Regions from separate parts of the Homo sapiens genome. Here region 1 is linked to region 2. A link is an interaction called in ENCODE POLR2A ChIA-PET data of the cell type or tissue named here. Cell type or tissue: PC-3. All regions are shown on one strand. Each heading gives the region's core, and the rest is flanking DNA. Links, peaks and the distances in the headings are about the cores only.

The links. ChIA-PET counts read pairs that join two places held together with the same protein. Peaks named below come from ENCODE experiments on the same cell type or tissue, not always from the same donor. Only the 100,000 strongest peaks of a DNase experiment are listed, where the experiment ranks them.
Region 1: POLR2A ChIA-PET joins it to region 2 with 7 read pairs; 3 of 35 experiments call an interaction of 5 or more read pairs at or near these places.

The regions. Positions count from the first base shown.
Region 1 is chr2:180,713,351-180,716,272 of GRCh38, forward strand. All of the region lies in intron 1 of SCHLAP1 (SWI/SNF complex antagonist associated with prostate cancer 1), which reads left to right. Among named protein-coding and RNA genes, the nearest start is that of SCHLAP1, 23 kb to the left of the region's middle. In PC-3, for the core only: no CTCF peak of the experiment used is centred there; no DNase peak of the experiment used is centred there; H3K27ac peaks cover 1,349 bases.
Region 2 is chr2:180,522,581-180,525,502 of GRCh38, forward strand. No RefSeq gene overlaps it. Among named protein-coding and RNA genes, the nearest start is that of SCHLAP1, 170 kb to the right of the region's middle. In PC-3, for the core only: no CTCF peak of the experiment used is centred there; a DNase peak (open chromatin) is centred at 1,561; H3K4me3 peaks cover 542 bases; H3K27ac peaks cover 2,500 bases.

The DNA.
Region 1 (2,922 bases), core at 257-2,756, 190 kb after region 2:
TAGGAGAACTACAAGAGATGGCTAAAGTCTTGGACACATATACCCTCCCAAGACTGAACCAGGAAGAAATTGATTCCATGAATAGACCAATAATGAGCTCCAAAAGTGAATCAATAATACATAGCCTACTGATATGGTTTGGCTGTGTCCCCACACAAATCTCATTTTGAATTCCCACGTGTTGTGGGATGGGCCCAGTGGGAGGTATTTGAATCATGGGGGCAGGTCTTTCCCATGCGGTACTCGCGATAGTAAGTCTCACGAGATCTGATGGTTATTATAAGGGGGAGTTTTTCTGCACAAGCCCTCTTCTCTTGTCTGCGCCATGTGAGATGAGCCTTTCATCTTCTGCCATCATTATAAGGCTTCCCCAGCCATGTAGAACTGTAAGTCCAATTAAACCTCTTTCCTCAGTCTCGGGTATGTCTTTATCAGCAGTATGAAAACAAACTAATATACCTACTAACCAAAAAAATCCCATGACCAGCTGGATTCACAGCTGAATCCTACCAAACATACAAAGAAGAGCTGGTACCATTTCTACTAATACTATTCCAAAAAAATGAGGAAGAGGGACTCCCCAACTCATTCTATGAGGCCAGCACCATGCTGATACCAAATTTTGGCAGAGACACAACAATAAATGAAAACTTCAGGCCAATATACTTGATGAACATTGATGCAAAAATCCCCAACAAAATACTGGCAAACAATCTAGCAGCCCGTCAAAATTGAATCTACCACCATCAAGTAGGCTTCATCGCCAGGATGCAGGGTTGGTTCAAAATATGCAAATCAGTAAGTGTGATTCATCACACAAATATAACTAAATACAAAAACCACATGATTATCTCAATAGCTTCAGAAAGGCTTTTGACAAAATTCAACATCCCTTTATGTTAAAAGCTCTCAGTAAACTAGGAATTGAAGAAACATACTTCAAAATAATAAGAGCTATTTATGACAAACCCAGGGTCGCTGTTTAGATACAAAGCAAGGCACTACTTAACACCCAACATCACCACCTACCTGTTTAAGCACTGATTATTGCCCCTATGCATTAATGCTACCCTCACCCACCCTAGATGGCCTGGCTGAAGCTCATTTGACAGGACCTTTCTATGTTGTAATTGGATGAGTCTCAGGATCCAGCTCTTACAACCTGAATCAGCCTCTGAGAAACGTTCACCCATATTTTTAGCTTCCCTCTTTGGGCACCAGCGTGCCACAGAATTGCCAACACAGTTCTTAACAGAAGATGTTGATACTTTTGTTATGAACTGCTTTTAGTACTCAGGGAATATAATCACAGAGCAGGGTGTCATTCTATAAAATCTTCCTATTTGCAAGCTTTTTAGGAATTATTTAGAAGAAGTAAATTCCAAAGTGACAAGATAAATAAACCTATTTTGTTTACTATTAAGCAAAATTTTATTTCCTTTTTCTTTTTTTAAAAAAAGAAATGTCCTTTATAATTCACAGCTAGAATCTCTCCAAAAATTCAACTAAGTTATAGTTAAGTTGTTCTGAGATTTAACTACATATAGGGTGATAGGTTGATAAGCTAGGCTTATTAACACAGTTGTCAAGGCACTCTCTGGCTCTTTCTCTTGTCCTCTCAGTTGTATCAATTAGCCCTCTCAATAACTCATACCTAGTCTTAAGTAGATTTAGAGCCTTTCTATTCATGAGGCCATTCAGGTAGCTGCCCAAGTGACATTTTCTGAAAGAGCCCAGAAAACTGATCTAACTGGAATCATCTCCAGCCAGCCCTCCAATGTATCTGTAATCACCATTAAGTAGTATTGGGAACAAAAACCTATGACTTATTTAGCTAATAGGGTTGTAATTCATGTGCATGAATAACCACATTTGTTAACCTCTTATTGTCACCATGACAACAGTAGAGTGTTTCATTTATTTTTAGAGTAAACAAATATTTATTGAGTGATTATTGCCCCATGCTCTAGGCTCTGCACAGGCACTGAGTATACATAAAAGAACATCACAGCATAGATAAAGTCTTTGCCTTCAACGAGTCTAAATTTTAACTTATCCTAATGAGGGGGGTGAAGTATGAGACAATGCATTATTCAGGCTATAACTCAGCTATGCTAAAGGAAAATATGTCCCCCAAATTTATTGGCTTCTGAAAACAATGGTTTATCTCTCACTTTCATTCCATGTCCTTTGCAGGTGAGCTGGGTCTCTTCTATGTATCTCTTCACAGGCTAGGAATCCAGGCTAGTAGGGTAGCCACTATCTCAAATATTGTTGGACACTAGAGCCTAGAACAAAAGTACCCTAAAGAATCTTGCACTAGTAATTCAACACCTTGGCCTAGAAGAGATAATCCTTACTTATACTCCCAACTCAGTGACCAGAATCAGTCATGTGAACTTATTCAACCACAAGGAGACAGATATACCTGGGAGGCAGAGAAGTAGAATGTCTGAACATTTTTAATGACTACCAGAGCCATGCAAGTTCTGAGGGTGAGGAGGAAATAAGTGGAGACCTCTATTGTGTTGCAATCCCCAAACCCTGCAGAATAGCACCCTTGGAGATCTGGGCATCCACGATAAAGCTTGCAAGTGTAAGGTTCCAGAAAAGGGGATAAAGGAACAGAAGCAGGGGGAATTATATTTATTGATTATCTACCTTGTCTCAGTCACTTTAATTTTGTTGTATTGTTCAAATATTTAAATTTAAGGGACTGAGGAGGAAAACAAAATGTTTAAGAGGAAACAAGGGAGCTAGGTGTATTCTCATATGGTTTGGCTGCGTCCCCACCTAAATCTCATCTTTAATTGTAGCTCCCATAATTCCCACGTGTTGTGGGAGGGACCTGGTGGGAGATAATTGAATAATGGGGGTGGTTTCCCCCATACTGTCCTCCTGGTAGTGAATAAGCCTCATGAG
Region 2 (2,922 bases), core at 96-2,595:
CTCCCTCATTCCTTCTGCATGTTCTAAGGTTATGTATAGAAGCATTTGTTTACCAACTAAGGGAGGGGGGATGGTTTTAGCTAAAAGTAAAAACCAATAGGAGAAAGAAGAGGATGGTATGAGGTCTGTTCTCTGTGGGAACAGTGGTTAGGCTGAAAACAACTCCTTTAACTGTCTAGGCACAAGGTTTGGATTTGAATTCTCATAAATGGAGGAGAGAATTAGAAACAAACAGAACTGTTCACCACTGGCCGGAAACTTGATAAGATGATAGATCTAAGTAGTTCTGTTTGGGGCCCAGGAGACAAGACCTGACCAAGAGTTTAAAGGATAGCTAATCTTCCTGCCTCTGTCCAGAATTTAACACTAACCAAGGGTAGCTTTGGGAACACCTGTATACAGGATACTTGGCCTAGACATTGTCATTCTCAAAATGGCACCATCAACAGGAGTAATAGGCAGAAATCAACTGCCCTCCCTGACACAACACTAATGGCTGACAATATTTGCCCATCATTTTTCGGATGTCAAACACTGTTGTAAAAGTTTTATAGATACAGGTTTTGAGTACCCCTAATCTGGAAACGTGAAATCTGAAATGCTCCAAAATCTGAAACTTTCTGAGTACTGACATGATGCTCAAAGGAAATGCTCACCGGAACATTTCAAATTTCTGATTTTCAAATTTGGGATGCTCAAATGGTTAAAATAATGCAAATATCCCAAAATTCAAAAAAAAATCCAAATTTGAAACACTTCTGGTTCCAAGCATTTCAGATTAGGGATACTCAGCTTGTATCTCAACTATTCCTGGTAACATTACAATGAGGTCGTAATTACTAGAGAGGTAGGGAGGTAGTATTATTTCTGCTTTATAAATCAGGAAATGGATACAGAGATTGAGTAACTTGTGCAGTGCCATGTAGCTATGAGTGACAAAACTAGGATTCAAATCCAGCGAGTCTGAATTCAGAGCCTGAGTTTGTAGTTGCTGTACTATACTCCTCTCTACCCCACTATCCACAGGGAATGAGTTTCCCAGAAGCAAGGAAGCCTATTACTAAAATAAGCTTTCCAGTCTTAAGAGATCAACAAGCCCTTCTAGAAATAATCAGAAACACTTGGAGAGGGGATACTACATGGAATTTCAGCCAGGTAGAGGCTGCAAATCATAATTTGGGCAAAAACATAAACACCACCCCTTTCAGTAGTCATGGTCTTGTGAGTCTACGGTACTTCTGCATTTCATTAACTTATCCGTTCCTCTCTAGGTCACAGTCAATATGATTACACCACAAGTAAATAAATGACATAGATTTAAAATACCAGACGTTTAACTGTAGGGGAATAAATTAGAATAGTTGAAGCAGAGTTTCACGGTATTTTTTTTTATTATTAAACAACCTCGGACACTTATATTTAACACAGGAAATAGTAAGGAGAAAGAAGAAAACTGTGTATTAGGACAGTGAAAGAAAAAATGGATTTCTGTAGTGACCAATGCTGTTACTCATCTAACTGTTCCTTTGGGGTGAAGGGTGACTTCCTGCATGAATGTCTTATTTATGTGATTATACATGACTAATGGGGCCAATCTGGCCACATATTTCCCTAGGGAATGGGTGGACCTGGGCGGTTAATTTCATGTGTTGTTTCTGCTGATCAAATTTTTCTCTTTTTGTAGTTGAAGGATTGAAAAATACTTCATTTCTTGCTGTGGATTTTTTATTCTCCTTTTTCAATATTAGGGATGATAAGCCATAGGTGTTTTGAATCCTGGACTTCTAATTTGAGCTGCCTAAATGACTGTGATGGTGAGGCTTAGAGGATCAAATCACCATGGTGTTCTGCTCCCATATTTACCTGGGTAATTGGCCACCTGGGTTTCATATCCCAACTCCTAAATATTACCAAGGAGCTCCTAGTAGTATCTCACAACTGCTAAGAATAATTATCCATTGTAAGGCTCTGTGCTTTTTCTAGCTTCCACACTTGCCCTCTTTCAATCTACACAACAGTCAGAGTGAGCCTTTTTTGTAAAAGATAAGTCAGATCTAGTTACTCCCCTGCTGAGTACTCTCAAATGCCTTCCCAGCATGCTGAGAATAATATCCAAGGACTCTAGAAAATCTGCCCTTGGCTGCCCTCTCCTCTCGCCCTTTCTGGGCCTCTGCTCCTATGGCCCTGGCCTTTTTTTGCTTCAATATGCCAGCCTCTCCGCCCATCTGGTTTATCCCATAGTTTTCATCTGGCAGCTCTTCCCCAGATCCTCTCTTGGCTCACTCTCACATGTCACTCAGGGCTCTACTCAAATGCCCCCTCATCAGAAAGGGCTTCCCTCACCAAGTCTTCTCAAATAGCACCCCTGGAGGATATGCAACCCCTTAACCTCCCTCATTTGTCTTCATAGTTCTTATCTTTACCCAGCATTATAACAGATATTCTTGTTTATGTATTGTCTGTTTTTTCCAGTAGAATATACATTTTATGGTATAAATTTAGCTGTTTTGCTTACTATTATATCTCCAGTGCTTATAAAAGTCTTGGCACGTAGTAGGTAATAAATAATATTTTGTCAAAAGAATGAATGAGTGAGAAACAGTGGTAGTTTTTGAAGTGATTGATTCATCGTGACTCTTTAAGTGTTCAAGATAGGTACACTGAAGTTGGTATTGGATTGGGGTATATGGCTATTAATATGATCATTAATTTATTCATTCAACAAAATATTACTGTCTACAAAATGACAGACACTGTTCTGGATGATTGAGATATTGCAATGAACAAAAAGTCTCTGCCCTAGCGGAGTTTCTATTCTTGTTGGCCAATAGAGACAGAAAAATAAAACAATTATTTATTTTTTTTAAGATGGAGTCTCGCTCTGTTGCCAGGCTGGAGTGCAGTGGCGTGATCTCAGCTCAC